Regions from separate parts of the Homo sapiens genome. Here region 1 is linked to region 2. A link is a loop called in an ENCODE intact Hi-C map of the cell type or tissue named here. Cell type or tissue: dorsolateral prefrontal cortex. All regions are shown on one strand. Each heading gives the region's core, and the rest is flanking DNA. Links, peaks and the distances in the headings are about the cores only.

Region 1 (11,066 bases), core at 1,848-9,847, 500 kb after region 2:
AGAAGGAATCCTGCTGGCTGATGGTCTTTGGACTTGAACTGCAATTCTTCCCTGGATCTCCAGGCTGCTGGCCTACCCTGCAGATTTTGGATTTCGCACTTGTCAGCTTCCACAATCATGTGAGCCAGTTCCTTAAAATCAATGTTTCTCTCAATCTCTTTCTTTTCTCCTTCCTTCCTTCTATTCTCCTTCTCCTCCTCCTCCTCCTTCTTCTTCTCCCTTCCTCTCTTCCTTTTTCTTTCCTTTTTTCCTTCCCTCCCTCCCTTCTCTCTCTTTTCTTCTCTTCCCCTTTCTTTTTTCCTTCTTTCTTTCTCTTTCTCTTTCTGTCTGTCTGTCTGTCTGTCTGTCTCTCTCTCTCTCTCCTTCCTTCCTTCCTTCCTTCCCTGCTTCCTTCTTCCTTTCCTGTTTTTCTCCCTTGTTGGTTCTGTCTGCCTGAAGAACCCTGACTAATATGCCCCTAACAGGTCTTGCCTTCAAGTTTTCAGAGCCATTTCACCAGTGTGTTAAAGTCACTAGAAATTGCCTCTCCAGCTGATTGACAAAAATTCTCTAGACTCTGGAATCAGCCCTTGACAGGGATAAGAGGTGTTTGTGTCCAACTCTGCACAGTATAGAAATTCCCTCTGGGCGCTTGTCTTGGTCAGCGTTCTACATGGTGAGCAACAGAAGTGGCCCCCAGCCCATTAGGCTGGAGAGGAGTTTATTGAGAGCACACTGGGGGCTTGTCAATCTGCTAGGGTGCAGCAGAATAGGGCTCAAAATTCAGGAGCCAAACTTGAAAGCATCAATCTAGTCTGATGAGGAATCCACTACTGATGCTGCCACTAAGCAGCTAGTTTGCCTCTATCAGGAGCCTGATTTCACCAAAGTCACCACTGTCACCAGCTCCAATGCCAGCTCTGTGCCAGAAAGTAGGCTTTGTGGCCACCACCACCCTCAAAAAAACAGCCTCTTTAGCAAAATGGACTCCATGTCCCTCTTCTTGAATCACAGTCTGGACACTCCAGTTGCTGAAGCCTGGTCTCATGTCTGTGCGCTAGCTGCAAGAGAGGCTGGGAAAACATGCTTTCAGGCTGTGGCTTAGGGAAGAGAGTCACCTAATATGGAAATTGTGTTGCTTGGTATAGAAAGGGTGTTCTAAAGGGCTGGGCATTGAGGAAACATGACAAATGTCCATACCATGCTCTTACCAGATGCTTCTCCCCATCAGCTACCTCCACTTCCATTTCTTAAGTGCTGCAGGTTACTTTCTGGCTCAGCTCTAATTCTGAGAGAAATGTTTCTGCTGAGCCCTGTAATTGTGCCCCTGTAACTTCTACCCTCTGCTCATTTTGAACAGCACAGGAAATGGATTGGGTACTCTGTTCCATCCTACTGTTTCAGAGTTGGGAAAAACAGGATTCAAGTCCTAGCTCCATCACTTATGAGTCATGTGATCTTCAACAATGTACTTGGCGTCTCAATTCTGTTTTCTCATCTATAAAATGGGGATAATAGTACACACCAGGGGCCTGGTGTGTGGTGGCTCACACCTGTAATCCCAGCACTTTTGGAAGCCGAAGCAGGTGGATCATCTGAGGTCAGGAGTTCGAGACCAGCCTGGCCAACATGGTGAATCCCTGTCTCTACAAATATATAAAAATCAGCCCGGCATGATGATGGGTGCCTGTAATCCCAGCTACTCGGGAGGCTGAGGCAGAAGGATTCGGGAGGTGGAGGTTGCGGTGAGCTGAGATCGTGCCATTGCGCTCCAGCCTGGGCGACAGAGCAAGACTTCGTCTCAAAATAATAATAATAATAGTATGCACCAGAGAACGTTGGGGTGAGGACTGAATGAGCTCATGCATGTCATGATTTAGCAGACCACTTGGCACATTAATAGTAGCTATTGTCATGGGATGCTTCCTAATCCTTCTGCACACAACAGCCATTAAAAAACTGGGAGACCACTGCTGTGATGCTCTCCTACCACTCCAACCCCTGTGTTTTCTTTTTCAAATGTACATCTATGCCTGCCAGGAGAACTTCTGCTTCCTTAGTCTGCATGAGGTCTGCACAACTGGCCTGGCCTGTCTCTTCTTTCAACCTCCCATGTGCACTCCGCAGTGACACAACGCCTGATTCCCCAAACACACTGCCCCTGAAGGAACCTCTCACTTAGTGTCCTCACCTAGTTGTCTAATAATGGGCTCCTTCCTTTTCCACTGCAGTCCCCCAGCCTCCACCCTCCCCAGCAGGTCACATCCTGCCCGTCTTCCCTCCATTTTAAAACCTTCCCTTACTGCTCTGTCTGTTAGTGTCTGTGCCAACACTTGGCACTTGATTATTATTTTTTGAGACAGAGTCTCACTCTGTCACCCAGGCTGGAGTGCAGTGGCATGATCATGGTTCACTGCAGCCTTGACATCCTGGGCTCAAGCTAGCCTCCCACTTCAGCCTCCCCAGTAGCTGGGATTACAGGCATGTGCCACCACACTTAACTAATTTTGTGTGTGTGTGTGTGTGTGTGTGTGTACAGGCATGTGCCACCACACTCGACTAATTTTGTGTGTATGTGTGTGTGTGTGTGTGTGTGTGTGTGTGTGTGTGTATATATATATATTATTTTTTATTTTTTATTTTTTCTGTAGAGACAGAGTTTCACCATGTTGCCCAGGGTGGTCTTGAACTCCTGGGCTCAAGTGATCCACCCCCTTCGGCCGCCTTGAGGAATGGATAATACTTTAAATACATCTTTTCCCTTCCTTAGTACCTGTTTTGATGACTTTCCCTGAACTGTCTTCTTCATCCTCATTTTCTTCCATCTCTTCATTCCCTTCACTATTCTTTTCCTCCTCTTCGAAAAACTGGTAGCTTTTGTAATAAGAGCGAGGTGCAGTGGCTCACACCTATAATTTCAGAGCTTTGGGAGGCTGAGGTGGCGGGATACTCAAGCCCAGGACTTTGAGGTCAGCCTGGACAACATAGTGAAACCCCGTCTCCACAAAAAATTTAAAAATTAGCTGGGAATGGTGGTGCATGCCTGTACTACCAGCTATTTGGGAGGCTGAGGTGGGAGGATCCCTTGAGCCCAGGAGTTGGAGGGTGTAGTGGGCCATGATTAGGCTGCAGCACTCCAACCTGGGTGACAGAGAAAGACTCTGCCTCTTAAAAAAAAGAGTGCAATAAAGAGTGGGTGATTCCGTAAGTCTTAACCACTCTTAACTACTTAATTATTCATATAGTCCTTTCATTCACACCCACCCGTCCAGGTATCCATCTACCCACCCACCGACCTATCCACTCATCCATCAATCCAGTCCCCACCTATCCATCCATCCACCCATTCATCCATCCATCCAAAGAGTTACCTACCTACTCACACACCCATCCATCCATCCATCCAGTCCCCACTCATCCATCCACCCAACCAGTCCCCATCCATCCATCCATCCATCTGTCCATCCAGTCATCCATCCATCCATCCATCCATTCATCCATCTGTCCATCCATCTGTCCATCCAGTCATCCATCCATCCATCCAACCAGTTACCCACACACCTATATCTATCTATCCATTCATCCATCCATCATTCCATCCACCCATGCATCCATCCAGTCACCAACTCAGCTATCCATCCATTTGTCCATTTAGTCACCTACTCATTAACCCATCTACCCATTCATCCAGTCACCCACCCATCCATTCATCCACCCATCTATTCATTCAGTCACCCACCCACCCATCTACCCATCCATCCAGTCACTCACACACCCACCCACCTATGCATCCATCCAGTCACCTACCCATCCATCCATCCATCCATCCATCCATCCAACCATTCACCTACCCACTCACACACCCATCCATCCATCCAGTCCCCACTCATCCATCCATCCATCCGTTTGTCCATCCATCCATCCATCCATCCATCCATCCATCCATCCATCCAAGTCACCCACCCACTAACATCCACCCATCCATCCTGTCATCCATCCATGCATGCATCCGGTCACCAATCTACCTATCCATTCATTTGTCCATTTAGTCACCCACCCATTCATCCATCCACCCATTAATCTAGTCACCCACCCATCCACCCTTTCATCTATTCATCCAGTTACCCACCCACCCATCTACCCATCCATCTATTCACCCATCCATCCAGTCACCCACCCACCTATGCACCCATCCAGTCACCTACCCATCCATCCCTCCCTCCCTCCCTCCCTCCCTCCCTCCCTCCCTCCCTCCCTCCCTCCCTCCCTCCATTTCACTAGCAGACCTTCCCTATTTTGCCCCAGGCACTGTACATAGGTTTTTGCTATGCAAGAGAATCTTATAGAGTCATGAGGGAAACAGGTATAAACCATACAATACAAACCGTTAAGTAAGAAAGCAAAGGGGAATAAACCAGCCAGTGGGGAGAGGGAGGCAGGGAATGATCTTATGTGTCAGGCATATAGGTGGTGCCTGCTAAATGTTGATCATTTGTTGATTAATTTGGCTCCTTTTGCTCCCCAGGAAAAGCATCTGCTCCCATGATGAAATGAGACCATGTGGGTAAATATATTATGTCAACTCTAAAGCTCTTACAAATGTAAGGAAATGTGCCTGTGGTTATCTGACAGGTGAAACACCTGAGGCAATGCCTAACACATAGTAGGTGCTAAGTCCATAAGTGCTTTTAGTAAAGACAACTGTCAAGGACCCAGCTGGTGCGCTGGCCTTGCTAATTTAAAGGAAAAAATCTTTAACATTATGAAAACATTCCCTCTTTCCTATTCAGTCTCATAGCAGTGATATAACTGAAGCCAGAGGGAGGACATATTTTCATGAGAATTCTCCATTGTCTACAACTTTTGTTTTATTTTAGGCTAGAATCAGAGGTGCTTTCTTTTGCACCCATGCAAACTCACCATTCATTCTACTTTTCTACTACCTATTTTCTCTATAGCATATTTTGTGGATTTTTTTCCCTAATACATTTTCTAATAATTAAAGATACTGGAGACAGGAAAACAGGGTTGCTGTGTGACTTGGGATGAGTTTCTTAATGTGTCCAAGGTCAAAGTCTTAATTCTCACATTTGTACAATTAAAGAAAATTGTGACGATTATAGGAGATAACATATTCAAAGTACCTACTTTGGTGCCATCACTTATAGTGGCTCAATAAAATTGTGTTCCAGTTATCTATTGCTGTTTAACAAATAATCTCACATTTAGTGGCTTAAAGCAACCATTTTACTGTATTTCATGAATGTAGGATCAGATCATTTAGGGGTGAGAAGCGTAGGGCGTGGCTGGATGACTTGTTGGTTTTCCAACTACTTCTAAGATGGCTTATTTACATGGCTGGCAAGATGGTGCTGGCTGTTGGCTGGAGCTCAACCAGGGCTCCATGTGGCCTCTCCATGGGGCTGCTTGGTCTTCCTCACAGAAAGGTAGCTGGGTCCCAGGACTGAGTGTTCTAGGAGACTGACAGAAGCTGCAAGCTTCTTAAGATTTAGCCTCAAAAGTCCCAGAAGAGTACGGTTGCCGCATTTTCTTGGTCAAGTGAGCCATTATGACCAGCTCAGATTCAAGGGGAGGGAAATTAGACCCCACCTATTGAAAGGGGAAGTATCAAAGGATTTGTGGCCATCTTTAACCCATCAGGAACAGTAGATGTTCTTTTTCATTGTACTCCATTCTGAGGCATGAAGTCAGCATGAGCCACCAGGTTCGTGTGCTGACTGCAGGGTCTCTCAAGGTCAATCCCTGCAGCTGTTCCAGCTGTGGAAAGCAGCTGGTTCCTCACTTGTCTCTGCTGGCCTCTCACTGAACTGGAGAATGCAGCTTTGGGAGCCAGCCATGGGTCTAACCATCTGTCTCTGTGGACTGTACTCTCTAAGCCATTCAGTACAATCGTAGCAAAACTTTTTTCCATTGTGTGTGTGTGTGTGTTGATGAATACAGCAAGTTCATGATTAAACTCACATTCCATGCTAAGATCCAGCTCTGAGCATGCTTTGGAGATTAAGGACTCAAAATGTAAAATTTTTACCCCATGGTGTGAAACATCTTGGTTACCATGATAGTTTGTCTTCTGGATTACATTTTGGAGTCATCCTGAATGCTGAAATGGTTCTTCATATCCTAAAGACTTTAGGTTTCTGTATGGTTCTGGGTCTGTTTTTGTTTCATAACTCAGACTTTCCATAAATACCCTACTTGGACGCACTTTCCTCTGTCTTTGAGACATCTATGTCAATCCCTTATTTGAATGTGTGAATTCCCATTCCTTCACTTTCAGTATGTTCCTAATGTTCTGAAGCAAGCTTATTTTTAAAAAATGAATAGATGTCATATGTATGTAACAACCCTGATGTCCAATAGGCTGGCCAAGTGCTCAACTAGATTAAACAAAGTCAAGCAAACAGGTTTCTTTACTGCAGGACTTCCCACGACCTTTAACATATTCACCAGTATTTTGTATTTCAGAAAGAACAGTAAATGCCACATTTCAAATACTTCTATGACCTCAGAGACCTTTTTTACAGAGGACCTTTCAGGATTTATGTTCTGTGGGACACACTTTGGGAAACACAGGCTTAAACTTACGCCCCTTTTTGGGGGAAGGTGTATGTGACCCACCATTTTGTCAGTGTCCACATGTCTGGTGTCTGCACACCTTCCTTTCCAACAGTCAAAGCTGAGTATTGCCCTTTACAGGGACCCTTTAGGTGGCCTGCTAGAGTAGGAGAAGCCTCGTTTCCATCACAATTTCCACTTTCAGCTCTGGGATCCTGGGCCGATTAACTAACCCCCCTAAGCCTCAGAATACCTAGGTTTAATATGGAGAAATACAACCTCCTCAGCCGGGGCAATGTTAGATTACATGTGGTAGTGCATCCAGAGATGGGCCTGGGAGAGTGCCTGGAACGTGTTAGCCCCCTCTTCCCTTCCTAGTAGTTCCAGGACTGAACCACCACGGGGATCGATGAGTGAGCACGCTCGCCCCCTAGTGGGCATTTCTGCCTTGACCTCCTGAGCCAACCCATCCTTAAAGAGGACTGGATGGCCTCTATCGTCCTAGTTGGTTTATTTACCAGCTGTTTTGAACTGGTGTGAGGGCAATTCATGTTAGGGTAACAAGGCAATAGATCATTTAAATGAAGGCGACAGGTTTGAGAATAGGGATGGTGAATTCTTTCTCCAGTAAGGGGCAAAGTACCATCCCCTTTTTACAGATGCTGGCCTTGAGGTCTCAGAAGGGACAGCAGGAGACTGGGACTCATGGATGGGCCGTTTGCACACATCTAAATGCTTGTGTGGACAACCGAGAGCGAGATCTTCCTAGTGCCTTTATCACACGTGGTTCTTAATTTGGAAGTGCGGGGAGAGGTGTGAATTGCCTTGTTCTGTCTGTGATTCAAGGTAATCTCTATCATGTAAGTGTCTTGCAAAGAGGAGGCAGTAGGCAAGAAACCAAAGTTATTGTTTATCGACAGCTTGCTCTGTCAGGTATCTTCCTTAGTGTTTTATGTATTTAATCCTTGCAGTAAGCCTTGGAAGATGGTAGAAAAGACTCTCATTCCCATTTTACAGCTGAGGAAATGGAAGCCTAGAGCATTTGAGTGGCTTGCTTAAGGTCACAGAGCCACATGTGGAATAAAACCAGCACTGAAACCCACATGTCCCGATTTCACACCCATGTACTTAAGCAGGACTCCAATCTGCCTCTCTGAAAATCACTTGTTGGCCACCTGGTCAACCAACAAGTATTTATTGGGTCACTGCTGTGTGCCCACTCCTGTGCCAGAGCTGGGGAGGAGACAAAGGATTCAGGAGACTGTTTGGTATCCAGGATTGCTCCAAAATTGGTTCTGACTTCTTAATAAAGGGTAAAATCCCTGAGGAAATACTGAATGATGAAATTTAAAAGAGTGAGTTTTTCAAAGTAGGAAGAAACTGGTTAATAGCAGGCTGAAGGGCAAACATGTTTAAAAAAAGAACCAACCCAGGAAAAATCAACACTGTATTAGTGACACATATGATTTGTATGCCTGTGAGCAGGAAAATGTGAAAGAGGGAGAGAGAGATGTCTTCTTGAGTAAATGAAGCATAGAAGTTCATTAGGACTATAAAAAAGTGTTAAAAGAGGAAACCCTGCCTTTGGAGAATCAAGGGATTGTAATATAAACTATGTCAGGTAGGTGCAAATTGGAAACTAGAGATGCAAAGGCAAGATCTGAGGAATACATTTACAAAAACACTAGATAAATAATAAATTATTAAATATGTTAAAAGCTAAAAGGATCTTCGTGTCTGCAAGGCTCTTAAATTCAAGAGAAAAAAATGCCAGGCTGGTCTGGTCCGAGAGGGTAAAGGGAGGGGAATGGAGACGGTCTGGCTGGATTAGTCCTTCCTCTGAAGACACAGGAATACACCCCGGGTAGAATGTTCACAGGAAATCATTAGGCCCAGAGCACACACAAGTCCCCCAGGAAAATGCAGGAACAAGTTAAACACACCAGGGCATTTGAGAGATGGGAGGTCTCCTATCCCTGTCCTCGTTCTGTGCCCAGGAGACCAAGGCTGGTGTGAGAACCCACTGCCTGGTGCTGGGAGATCTGGGCCCACCAAGACCCCTCTCTCCCTACTCTGGAGTGACCTTCAGCCCTTCGGCTGTCATCTTTGTTTCTGGCGGCTCAGACAGAAAATCTGCAGGCAGTCGGGCTTGGGAGACTGTATGAAGGTGCGCCTACTTTGGCGTGCTTCCTCCCTAAGCTTCTGCAACCCCCTGTTCCCTGTCCTGCCTGGACTCTGGGTTTTATCCACAGTAGACCAGAAGACCCTATGGCCAGCAGAATAGCCAGGTGGGATGAGCAATAGGATTTAAGGTGAGTCTCAGCTCAGTGTCTTAACTAGTCATGTGACCTTGGGCAAGCGACTTGAACGCTCTCTTGTAAAATGAGAATGATAATGAGGATGATGATGATAGTACTTCATTGAATTCTACAGATATTTGTGGAATACCTGCTTTGCCAAGCGCAACACCATCCTGCCTGTATGGAGGTTGCAGTGTGGCTCGGTGTGGCCTAGGAGATGGCCTTCTGGCCCCTCTCTACGTGTATCGCAGGCTGTCTGTTGGGCATTTTCCCCAAGAACTTTAGCAACATGAGTTGATTTCACATCATTGCCATTCTATGAGGTAGTTATTATTATGATTCTCATTTTACACCCCAGGAAACTGAGATGGGCAGGGGCTAAATAACTAGCCCAAAGACACTCAGCTGGAAAGAGGTGGCACTCATTTCTAAACCCACGTCCCTGATGTCTGAGCTTGGGCTCTTTACTCCTACTTTATACATGGATCCAACAGTCACATGGACAATTGTGCAATTGTAGCTTTGATAGGCAGGACGCAGGAGGAAGATACAGAGCTTGGTGAGCCCATAATATGGGCTTTTCACTGAGGAAGTGACACAAGCTGAGATCTGAGGACGAGGTCAGAGCTGACCAGGGGAAAATGGAAGAAAGAGTGGTTCCTGAGGCAAAAAGGCTTGAAGACTGTTGTGGGGACTGAGTACATGAACGAGAAAAGGACCCAGCCCAGAGCGAGCTGCCTACCTGGCTGTGTGACCTCTCGGAACCTCGGTCCCCTCGTCTGTAAAATGGGGAGAACAGGAGGTAGGAAGATGAAGGTAGGCAATGGATATAAATGTAGTCAGAGCCATTGTTAACACAATTTACTTCCATGGACAAAGAAAGTTGAGAGAGAAAGAATTTTTCCCCAAGGGCCTCTACCACAACAGTGACATCAACTGAGAGTTGAGAAAGGTCAAAGATGGTCATGGGTGACCCAGTTAGCCTTCTCCCTCAGTCTATCAGAGTAAACAGACCAACTGAGAAGCCAAAGGTCATTCCTCTGAATTTTCCAAGTTGCTCTTGTGGAGAGACTTAGTAAATGATGTGCCAAGTATTATCTAGATCTTAATCATAATATGGTGACAATACCCAACAGGCTCACAAATATGTGTCGTTTGTGAAATCTCAGGAATCTCCTTATTCTCCTGTTGATTAATGCTGATGTCTTTTTTTTTTTTTTTTTTTGTGGGACGGAGTCTTGCTCCGTCGCCCAGGCTGGAGAGCAATGGCGCAATCTCGGCTCACTGCAGCCTCCGCCTCCCAGGTTCAAGTGTTTCTCCTGCCTCAGCCTCCTGAGTAGCTGGGATTACAGGGGCGTGCCTCCATGCCTGGCTGATTTTTGTATTTTTAGTAGAGGCAGCGTTTTGCCATGTTGGCTAGGCTTGAACTAACCTTGAACTCCTGACCTTAAGTGATCTGCCTGCCTTAGCCTCCCAAAATACTGGGATTACAGGCATAAGCCACCACACCCGGACACTGATGTCTTAATATTCCAGACTGGATGCTTCAAAGGGCAGGCCAATCAAACCCTGAGAGCTGATGTCAACAGTAGAGATTACAGTATCCTCCAGGTGCTTTCCATAGTTATTCCATTTCATGTTGACAGCAGCCCTGCTCTAAGCAATTGCAAGCCCATTTTACAGATGAGGTGACTGGGACTCTGTCAAAGGCCACACGCGGGACAGAGCCAGGCTCACCCCCGCCAGCCCTGGCTCACAAGCCTTGCTGTTTCCACTCTGCCTGCACTGTCTCATGCTCTTTATGAGACTTCTAAAAATAAAAAATGCTTCTGCTCACCATTCCCTCAGGTTAGCACTAAGCTTTTGTTTGATGTTAAGAGCTTTAGATAAATCTGACTCTAGATTACTGTGTGATGACTTCCTCTTGTCATCTGGGTATCACTTCAAATCTTACCTCCTCAAACAGTTTTCCAGAATAATCACTGCCACTCACACTCATCACACCACAGAGTGGAATTGTTTTTCTAGCACTTGCCAATATCTCAAATCATCTTGGTCATGTATTTGCTTACTTATTTCATTGCGAGTCTCAACCCACTGGACTGTAAGTTGCACAGCAGTGAGAATCGTATGGGTCTGCCATTCTTCACTGAGACCAGCAAATACCCTGATTGCAGTAGGTGCTCAGTGTGTGTACTTCTGAGAGCACTG
Region 2 (11,066 bases), core at 1,849-9,848:
GTCACAAGCCCCGATTCTCTGCCTGAGTACTGCAGCCCTTGAGAAGTAGGGAATATGCCAGAATAGCACCCTTTATGACTGATAAGGGTTACATTGGAGACCACAGCTTATTATCTGCATGTAGATGGGTTTCCTAACACCGACCCCCGAAACACACATTTCGACATACCTGGTCACATATTTGCAGTGTGGAGGAGCAGATGAACATTTGCACTTGGCAGGCAGACCAGAGGGAGAGAGTGAGATTGGTTTTAGCGTGTTCAGTTTCTGGTCCTAATTCACCTCATTGCACCTATAGCACCTCACTGGGACTGGAGAGTGAGGCCTGCAGACTTGTGCCAGGAGTACTGTGCTCCCGGACTCCCTCCACAGGGAAGGAAACATCAGGAGTAGGAATCAAGCCTTTTCTCTAATGTCAACTATTCAGGACAAGGCAACCCTTCTTATCCTTGAGTGCATCTGGGGAGCTCGGGCTCCCTGTTCCCTAACTCTGTCTGCAAGTTATGCACAGAGACCAGGACAATATATTTTTAACCACTTGGAAAAGATCTTTCTGGTATGAAACAGACCAGAAAAAGGAAATTTGGCAGCACCAAGAGAGGATCTTTCTGTAGTGCAGGTGATGAGAAAGGACTTGATGTTGTTCAGCAAAGCTCTGTTCTCTGCACACTCCCTTTTAGGTTTTTTATTTGCTGTTTTGTCAGCTTTTCACATTGAATAGCACTAACTATAGCGAAATATAATGTCATTCTGGGGTCCTGAAAAAGGAAGCAGGTCAACTTTACATTTCTTTCATTAACATAGAAAGTCAGGAGAATTTTCTGGTATTTCATATTTTCAGCAAAGTGGAGTATCTGCTCTACTTACTAAAAATGACACTCCAACCCCCCATTTCCATCTGCATTTACGTTCTGCACATATTGCTGAAGTAGCTTTTTCTTCCTTATGTTTACTGCCAATGCATTTGCATTTTCTGTCGCAATAAATAACCCAGTAAAACCCTCCGATGGTAGGTTCTAGCCTGGCTCTTTCTAAGCATGGAATCATAGACAATGATTTATAGTCATGCTGGCCCAGAGGATGGAAAAAAATGGACATTTGTAAAGGAAAAATAAGTGAGTTCAAACAAACGCTAGCTGAGCTGTGAGAAAATTAAAGATGTGAAATTAACATGAAATTTTCTATGACCATTAAAGTCATGGGTTGGGGTGGGAGGCAAGGCAGGAGGAAGCTCTCATTCCAGAGGCTGTGTCTGTGGGGGTCACCACTGTTTTCCCAGCATGCCTAGTCCCAAAGTGTACCTCAATTAATATTTTCTAAAAGGATGCTGATTAAATGACTGGTTGACATTTGCAGGGTACCAGGCACCAGGCAGAGTGTTACATACCTTAACTCATTTATTCTCAGGACTCTTCACAAAGCAGCCACTTTCATATCCCCATTTTACAGATGTGGAAATGGAGGCACAAAGAGGTTGAGAGCTTCCCCGGGTCACACAGCTGAAGAGTGGCAAAGCCAGGAAAACAGGGCCCAGAGTGGTTAGGCAACTCCCTCAAGTTTGCACAGCCAATAAGACCTGAAACAGAGAAAACAATAATCATATCTAACCCTTCTTTAGCCCTAGCCCAGTGCCAGGTGCTATTCTAAAGGCTTTATAGCTATTATCTCAGTTGGTCCTCACAAATTCTGTGAGGCAGGTCCAATCATTATCCCCATTTTACAAATGAATCAACAGAGGCACAGAGAAGTTAAGGAACTTGTCTGGAGTCACACAGCCAGCAGGAAGAGGAGCTTGGGTTTAAACCCAGGAAACTCTGGCACCAGAAGCTGTGCCCTTATCCACTGGGCTACCCTCCATTTTTAATCCATAAATATGCAAAAAGCCTCAGCATTGTAAGTGCCAAGTGCTGATCCAGATGTGTTTGACTCTAGAGCCCATGTTTTGTTCTGTAATCCCATTTCAAGGAGAGCATGTGGATGTGGCAGTGGGGTGAGGGGTGAGGGGACACAAGAGGGTGAGGGGGTCTATTTTGCTGCGTGGGTCATATGAGAAGCTGGATAGGCCATTCTTCATGAAGGGCTGTCTAATCCCAGCCTTTTTCTTTTCTTTTTGAGACAGAGTTTCGCTCTTGTTGCCCAAGCTGGAGTGCAATGGCACGATCTTGGCTCACTGCAACCTCCGCCTCCTGAGTTCAAGCGATTCTCCAGCTATTTTTTTTTTATTTTTTATTTTTTTTTATTTTTAGTAGAGATGGGGTTTCACTATGTTGGCCAGGCTGGTCTCAAACTCCTGACCTCAGGCAATCTACCCGCCTCAGCCCCCCAAAGTGCTGGGATTACAGGTGTGAGCCACCGCACCTGGCTCTAAGCCCAGCCTTTTCTGCTGACCACCCACTTACCCGTGAGTAGCCAGTAGTCACTGATGTGGAGCCCTCTTGTGTGCCACCAGCCAGCCACCCTCTCTGGAGCTTAGGACATGGTGGGGGGCGGTGGGACAAGGCCTGAGTCTGGGAATAGTTTAGGGGGCTTGAAATCCTTTGGAGCCTCTTACTCCAACCCCCTTGTGTTCTAGGTAGGAAGTGGAGACCCAGAGATGACGTGTCTTGCCTAAGGGAGGGAGAGCTAGCACTTTCCTGTGTGTGCTTTGTTTTCACAGTGGAAGATGATGAACATGGTACCACCTTGGAATCTGCAGCTTGAATCTTCTGAGTCTCAAGTAATCAAGATTGTAAAAGCCCATGACCTTGTGATTTACAGAAGCACAACTAGGAGACCTGTGAGGCTGTGGCTTCTTGAACGGGGATGGGCTAGCGCGTTTGAACACCTCCATCTCCCCTTGGGGGTCCTGTTCTCTACACAGTAGAAACGGTAAAGTGAGAGCTGTGCACCTTATGAAGGTGACACAAAGGTTGAGTTTATGGCAGACTCTGTGTTCATTGCTATACCTGCACTTTCCTGCACTTATGCCTGTAATCCCAGCACTTTGCGAGGCTGAGGCGGGCAGATCACGAGGTCAAGAGATGGAGACTATCCTTGTCAACATGGTGAAACCCTGTCTCTACTAAAAATACAAAAATTAGCTGGGTGTGCTGGTGCCCAGCTATATGTTATGCACTGTGCCAAGCAGTGAGTATTCAGTGTTTAACAAAAAGGACACAGTTCCTTCTCATGTGAAGCTATTTACCGTGATACTAAGACATTAAGTGGTTCCTCAAAGCCTTTGGTCATATCTAAATGTGACTGGCCTATATAGTGATCTGTAAGTTTTTAAAGGGTCAACTTTTGATAAGCCAAACAAAGTCATAAACTTTCTCAGCAAAAAAATTAAAAATGTATTTGCATTTAAAGATATATCTACAGTCTGACCACATCCACTCTGGCCCAAGTCACCATGGTTTCCCACCTTGATTATTGTTGTGGCCGCCACACTAGGGCCCCTGCTGCCTCCCTGACTCCTCCTTGTCTGTTTTCCACTTAGTGGCTGGAGGCATCCTGTTAAAGTGTGAGTCAGATCAGGCGGTTCAGGAAAAGTCAGGGCTTCCCATCATTCATAGAGCAAGAGCCAAATTTCTACAATAGCTTACAAGAACATAAACTACTCTTTCTGTCTTTGTTTCTCTGACACAACACACACACACACACACACACACACACATCCTTTCTGACCTCATCTCCTAAACTATTTCCTCTGCTTGCTTGGCTCTAGCCACTCCAGCCTTGTCCTTGCTATTCCTTGAATGTTCCTTAGGCATAGAAGAGCGAAAGACAGAAAGAACCTGGATCCCGAATGACCACATGGAGCAGAGCTGCCCCACCAATCCGGATGGTCACCTTTAGACTGTTAAAAGGAGAGAGAAATATATGTCTGTCTTTTTTTTGAGATGGAGTCTTGCTGTGTCACCCAGGCTGGAGTGCAGTGGTGCAATATCTTGGTTCGCTACAACCTCTGCCTCCTGGGTTCAAGTGATTCTCCTGCCTCAGCCTCCCAAATAGCTGGGACTGCAGGCACGTGCCACCACGCCCAGCTAATTTTTTTATTTTTAGTAGAGATGGGGTTTCACCATGTTGACCAGGATGGTCTCCATCTTTTGACCTCATGATCCATCTGACTTGGCCTCCCAAAGTGCTGGGATTACAGGTGTAAGCCACCACACCTGGCCACTTCTGTCTTATTTAAGGCAATATATTTTGGGATCTCTTTGTCATTGTGTAGTCTATATTCAACCCAAAGGATGGCAAACAAAGGCTCTTGAGCCAAATCTGTCTCTCCGTATGCTTTGTAAATAAAGTTTTATTGGAATTCAGTATTGCACATCCACTTATCTATCATCTGTGGCTGCTTTTGTGCTTCAGTGGCAGAGTTGAGCAGGTACAATAGAGATTCTAGGACTCCAAGGCCTAAAATATTTATTCTCTAGCTTTTCATAGAAAATATTTGCTGGCTTCTCTTCTAAACGATATAAATCTGTTATTATTATTTTTCATGTGAAGAAAATGAAGCCCTGAAAGGCTAAGTAAGCAAGAGTCAAACAGCAAGTGAGTAGCTCAGCTGGGTTCAAACCCAGAACTGTCAGACTTTCCTATTCAGAGCAAATAGTGTCTTAGATATACCAGACTAGGAAATGAAGTCAAGCCATACATTTACTCACACTCCACTCAAACATGCAAAAAAGTAAGCTTCTGTATTTTTTGTCTAACTGACCTAATTTTTTTCTGGACCCCCTAGCACTGGATAGTAAGTAAACCAGGCATAGACCAACCCAGTAATGTCAATCTAATCTAACAATTTCAGTAGTCCTATTAGACCATTCAGGCTGTTTTGAGTTAAATAGTCAGTTTTTCAGATTTCCACCATCTTCAGCTTCTCTTGCAAGAGAACTTTTAGGGTCCTTGTGGCAGTGGGGATAGGGTGGGATGGGGAAGGGTTTTTACGTGCGTATAGTATCTTCTGGACACACTCCGTCTTCTGCCCTGTTCTGATTTGGTCTCCGACCTCAGGACCACTGAGGTCTGGTTGATCCTATCTAATCTTGCTGAGTAACTTTGGCCAGGAACTTCTCATCTGAAAAGTGGGGATCATAATAGTGCTTACCTCCCAAGGCTAATTCAAAAATTAAATATGAGATAATAAATGGAAAGCACTTAGACAAGCCTGACATTTAATAAGTATTCAATATGGGTCAATATCATTGTTGTTGGCCAGGACCCATCACTGGATCTTGGCCATTTGCTCTCGTCGTAGGAAATGACTGAGTGGACTCTGTCCCCTGGCAGGACGCTCTGCCAACCCTTTCAGCCCCTCCAGGTCTCCTCAGCAGGGCATGTAAATGAGATCCTATGCAGCCAAAAGTGCTGCGTCTGCCATAGTCATTGCCCCTACATTGTGTCATGTTGAAAGGGGCTGCTTAGTGGGCTTATCCTGGACATTCTGCACATCCATCTGGGACTCACAGGGAAGCATGTCTCTGGCTCTGCAGAGTTTCTGGCCCTCCCCTTCCCTCTGGAACACACCCCCCACATCCAGAGCCTTGGCCATTCTTTCTCTGCTTTCTCAGCCTGGCTCCTCTTCCTCTCACAATCTCTTGGACTGGAAGGAATAGACTTCTCATTTCCTTGTCATACCATGGCTTCTTTCTCCTCTGTCTCATAGTAAAACTCTACGATCTAGGCAGCCAGGCTCTAATGTAGTAATGAGAGGAAGGGAGTTTAGAAAATCCTCTGTTGACAGTGCCCAGCTATCAAGACCATTGTCTTGTTAAAGAGGTCAAGGAAGGCAGCCTAGAGACTCCAGCTGGTTAATGGCCTCTTTCTTCTGGGTAGAACTTGCCCTTTTCTTCCCTGGGGCAACTGGGAATGATTATCCCCACTGGAGAAGCATTCTGGCAGATCCACTAGGTGGGGATGTTGTAGAAGGGAACTGAGTAGCAGATGTCTGGCCTAAATGTCCTCCAAGGTCCTTCCTAGCTGAGGGCACATGAGCCAGTGTTATGACTTATGGAGAGCCAAGGGTGCTTCTGGCTTTCTAGCCTGGGGACAGGACTCTGAACTCTGGTTTTTCTATTACCCCCAGGAATACTGCAGGTCCAGTCTAGGGGCTTCTAAGTGCAGGTACAGCCCTGAGAAGTGGCTGAATGCCCCTGTTTCAGGGCCTACTTCACAAGGTGCTGAGATACACACTTTCAGTTGGCTAGTCATGCTTATGCTTTCCCAGGTTGGAACCTGGAAACAGCCAGCAGGTGCAAAGGTGGGGTGAAGAAAAATCTATACAAATAAATAAATGTTTCTATCTATTAGGGCATCATGTAAAAATGCCCAAATGAACAGTCATCAAACATGGAGGGAATGTTAGAAAAAGCCTGTTTTACATTCTGTGCTGGTATTGTGCACTTTGGGGGCTCCTCAAAGGGACAGGCAGAGGCAGACATCCTTCAGAGAGGTTCTGAAGCCCATGTGAAGACCAGTTGGAGGAAACATGCCAAGTTGATTAAGCTGATGTAGATGCAGAAAGCCAGCTGCAGTTTCAAATATGAGCTACAAATTAAAATTCAATTATGCAGGTGTCACAGGCTGTATTTTCCAAATTTGGCCCCAGCAACACCTCCCATCCCAGTGCTTAAATCTGGGTGGGCTTGTGGCTCATTTGTAACCAATAAGATGCAACAAAAGTGGTGCTATGACTTCCTAAGCTGGGTTATTACAGATGAATTAGGTCTTTTTGTGGCATGACAAATGACCACAAACTTAGTGGCTCACCAAAACATTAGTATATCACACTCTCTGTGGGTCAGAAATCTGGGTATAGCTTAGCTGCATTCTCTGCTCAGGATCTCCCAAGGACAGAATCCAGGTGTGGTCTTGGCTGTGTTCTTATCTGAAGGCTCAACTAGGGAAGAAGCCATTTTCATGTTCCCTCAGGTTTTGGCCGGAATTTATTTCCTTATGACTGTGGAATTTGTGGCAGCTGATTTCTTCAAGACAAGTGTATTATTTTTCTAGGGCTTCCATAACAAAATGTCACAGTTTTGGGGTGGCTTAAACAACAGACATTTATTTTCTCACAGTTCCAGAGGCTAGAAATCTGAGATCAAAGTGTTGGCAGATTCAGTTCTTTTGTAAGCCTGTCTCCCTGGCTTACAGATGGGTGTTTTCTCGCTATGTCCTCACATGGTCTTTCCTCTGTGTGCACACATCCCTGGTGTCTCTCCATCTTCTTTGTTATAAGGACACCAATCAGATTGGATTAAGATCCACTCTGACAGTCTCCTTTTAACATAATCACCACTTTTAAAGTCCTATCTCCAAACACAGTCATATTCTGAGGTACTGGAGGTTAGGTCTTCAACATATGAATTTGGTGGTGGTGGCGGAGCAATCCAGCCCATAATAGCAAGCAATGGAGACAGAGAGAGAGAGAGAGAGAGAGAGAGAGAGAGAGAGAGATTGAATTTCTGCTGCTTGGATTCTTTCACTACAGGGAAGATCTAGATCTTCTTTTGAGGCCATATGATTAGCTCAGGCCCGTTCAGGATTATCTCCCTTTTGATTAACTCACATTAACTGATTAGGGGCCTTAATTACACCTGTGATCCCCTTACACCACTGCCATATCACATACACATAATCACAAGTGTGACATCCCATTCCCTTGCCATATTTGATTGGTTAGAATCGAGTCACAGTTCCTGCCAACCTCAAGGTGAGGCAGTTATATAGAGTGCAGATTCTAAGGGGAGAAATCATGGGGGCCTCCCTAGGGAGTGTCTACCACAAAAGGTGTTGCAACCTCAGTTTTCTTTCCTGGAGCACTCGCCTGGAGCTCTGTGCTACCCATGTCAGTGGTCTTACTGTCCTGAGGCCTCTGTGATGTGAGGAAGCCCAACGTAGCCCATACAGAGACCTCAAGGAGGGGCCCTGAGACTAAATGAAGAGAGAGGGAGATTCCTGGGCAGCCTCTACTGCTCCAGCTATGGTCTGACCATGGAGCCTGAGAGACTTAAAGCCAACCTGCCAAGGTCTTCCCAAATTACTGGCCAATAGAAACAATGAGAGCTAATGAAATAACTATGGTTTTAAGCCACTGCTTTTTGGGGTCATTCATTATGCAGCAATAGTAACCAGAACAGCAGGCATTCCAAGTGGGACGTCACTCCTTGTATTGATAACTCTATGGGACGAGCATCATAGGGAATTTACTTAGCAGCCTCTCCTGCCTCCTACCACCCATATTCCCTAACCCCTTACTTGTTTATTTTTCTCCACTGCTCTTACCTCTCCCTGGCATACTATATGTTTAGTTGCTTGTTTGCTTACTGTCTGTTCCCCATCACCACCACCTCCCAAAATGTAAACTCTACAATGGAGAATTCTGCCTCTTTTTTCATCACCTGGCAGGTGTGGCTCCTCAGTAAAAACTTTAGTATTTCAGCTGTTGGTGGCCGGGCTAACAGCTGGAGGGAGGCCAGAACAAGATAACAAGTGTCCTGAAAAGGTCAGAAGATCAGAAAATCATATAGAAGGCCGGGCGCGGTGGCTCACGCCTGTAATCCCAGCACTTTGGGAGGCCGAGGCGGGCGGATCACGAGGTCAGGAGATCGAGACCATCCCGGCTAACACGGTGAAACCCCGTCTCTACTAAAAATACAAAAAATTAGCCGGGCGAGGTGGCAGGTGCCTGTAGTCCCAGCTACTCGGGAGGCTGAGGCAGGAGAATGGCGTGAACCCCAGGGGGTGGAGCCTGCAGTGAGCCGAGATCTCGCCACTGCACTCCAGCCTGGGCGACAGCGAGACTCCGTCTCAAAAAAAAAAAAAAAAAAAAAAGAAAATCATATAGAAATCAATCTGGAAGGGTCCTTAGAGAGCGTACAGTTCAATGCCACACCATCCTTGAGAAAATGGATGCCTAGAAAAAAAGGACTCAAATGATACAGGAGGCTAATGGTAGAGCTGGTTACTCCAACCAGGTCCTCTGACCCTCCTTCTAGGGTTCTTGCCACGAAGTCACTTTCATAGGGATTCCATGCAAAGGGGTCAGTGTCTTTGATTGCTCCCTTGGTTTTCTGGTAGAGTTCTGCTGGGACGTTTTAATTATTTTTAAGATTATTTCCTTTTCATTTATCTATCAAAATTCAATTATGGCATTACATTGTGTGGAGGTAGGTTATGTCATATTGTAAATGTATTTCATTTCAGAAGATTAGGGGGTCATCTTAGCCTGGGATCCCAGGAAAGCAGGGCCTTATGCAAAGGCTTTGTTGCATGGGGTTGACTATTGGAGAGGAGGATCCACGGGAGCTGGAGTGAGAAACAGGAGGAGGAACAAGTTGGCCTGTGCTACAGGGGCTGCTGCCTCAGCATCCCACTGGGATCTTCTAAGTGGCTGTATTTGATGTATTTCGGAGCTGCAGGCAAGGGGATGAAAAGGGAAGCATTTATCCATTAGTGTTCATCCCCCACTGGCCAGGGGTGGCCTTGCAGGCATTTACTTTCCCCCTTTTCTGGGTTAGGCAGGCTCTAGGGGTGCCCCATATGACAGCATCAGGATGCATGTTCACCCAAGACAGGAGGACAGAGGTGTGTGGTGAATCCCAGTAAATATGTCCAGTTGCACCTGCACAAAGCTGGTCAAAGTCAGCCTGGAACTGGTCACTGCAGTAGTGGCTGGAATAAGAGGTGAGGCCCAGAAGATTTTAAGGAGTATTCAGGAAAGGTCTGTCTAATCCCCAAACCTCACAGTGCAGACAAGTGTCAGTGCTTTAGAAGGAACCGTCTGGGAGCTTCTGCTATGAGCCTGTGGCGTTTCTGGCTAATCACATGACCTGGATTTCTCACCTTAGAATCCTGTAGGAAATTCCATCTGCAGCATCAAAGTTACAGGGGAAGTTCAAATGCCTTTATATTTGGAAAGAACTGAAACAAAAATCTCACTTCTGGGAATTCTTGGCTCCTTAAGGTCTCCCACTTCCTGATGCTGCAGCGGGTGTCCAATTTGTCCTCACATGGGCCCTGAGTACATGGAGGTTAGTAAAGGGGGTGCAGGGAGCTTAGCCTGCCAGGGAGGATGCTGTGAGAAAATTAGCTGCGCTGACATGGAACAGCCATCATTCACTGAAAACATACTAGTTTCAGACACTTGGCAAAGCACATAAAAGACATTTTCTCATTTACTTCTCACTGCAAATATTTGTGATAAATAGTATTCTCAATTTATAGAGAAGCAAGACTGGCTACATAACTTACATGTCCTGGGACAAAATGAAAATGCAGGGCTCCTTGTTAAAAATTATTACAAATTTTAAGATGGTAGCAGCAAAGCATGAAACTAAGTAGGGAACATTGCCAAGTGGGGGAGACCCTAAGTGTCTGCACAGTTCACAGACTCTTTAACCCTGGAGAGGAGGAAACCAAAGCTCAGAGACCTTAAGTAACCTCCCTAAGATCACACACAGCGGGTAAGTATTAGTGCCACGATTTGAATCCAGGTGGTCTCACTTCTACATAAACATTCTTGGGCTGAAGCAGAGGGGTGTGCTGGGAAGTACACTCCATCCAGAGGCAGATGACTGGCATTCCAGCAACTCCTCACTCGTTGTGTTTCCCTACCCAGGTTTGGTCTACCCAGATTCCTCGCAAGCAACTTGAATTCAAAAAGTGATTGTCAATACACCCTGTAAACCCAGCACTGCAGCAGCCTCCAGAGACAGAGGTAAGTGGGGATAATAAGAGTTGTCTTGCATTTTGCCAATGGCACAGATTACAATGCCCTTCCAACGTAAGGAAGTGCCTGATCTCAGAGCAGTGTTTCCTGCTGAGAAGTTAAGGATTCATGTGTCTTTTCCTGGGGAATAGGATTTTAATAAGACACTGTTGAGGAGCAGGGCCTTTACTAACTCCCAGCTGCAGCCATTAGTGCTCTAGGTTGCAGGCAATTGATGCTGGCTTGGGCTGGCTAAGCAGACAAGGAGTTTATTAAAAGGCTATTGGGGCTAAACACTAGATCCTCTTCTCCAGTTTCTCGGAATCGAATACTGACTGGCAGAGCCTCATGCCATGAGGGACTTGGCCATTGG

The links. Hi-C counts contacts between places; a loop is a spot of excess contacts. Peaks named below come from ENCODE experiments on the same cell type or tissue, not always from the same donor. Only the 100,000 strongest peaks of a DNase experiment are listed, where the experiment ranks them.
Region 1: a loop joins it to region 2, with 3 times the contacts of the local background. A loop is called at or near these places in 37 of 110 quality-filtered maps.

Annotation. Positions count from the first base shown.
Region 1 is chr4:24,484,791-24,495,856 of GRCh38, reverse strand. No RefSeq gene overlaps it. Among named protein-coding and RNA genes, the nearest start is that of MIR573, 30 kb to the left of the region's middle. RefSeq lists an enhancer at 6,875-6,924. In dorsolateral prefrontal cortex, for the core only: CTCF peaks have their summits at 6,774 and 6,974 (motif pointing left); a DNase peak (open chromatin) is centred at 6,966; H3K27ac peaks cover 644 bases.
Region 2 is chr4:24,983,730-24,994,795 of GRCh38, reverse strand. LOC102723675 (a long non-coding RNA gene) reads right to left here. Exons shown (of 6, transcript XR_007058082.1): 2 at 1,388-1,576. It also overlaps a transcript of LGI2 not described here. Among named protein-coding and RNA genes, the nearest start is that of LGI2, 42 kb to the left of the region's middle. In dorsolateral prefrontal cortex, for the core only: a CTCF peak has its summit at 5,894; no DNase peak of the experiment used is centred there; H3K27ac peaks cover 407 bases.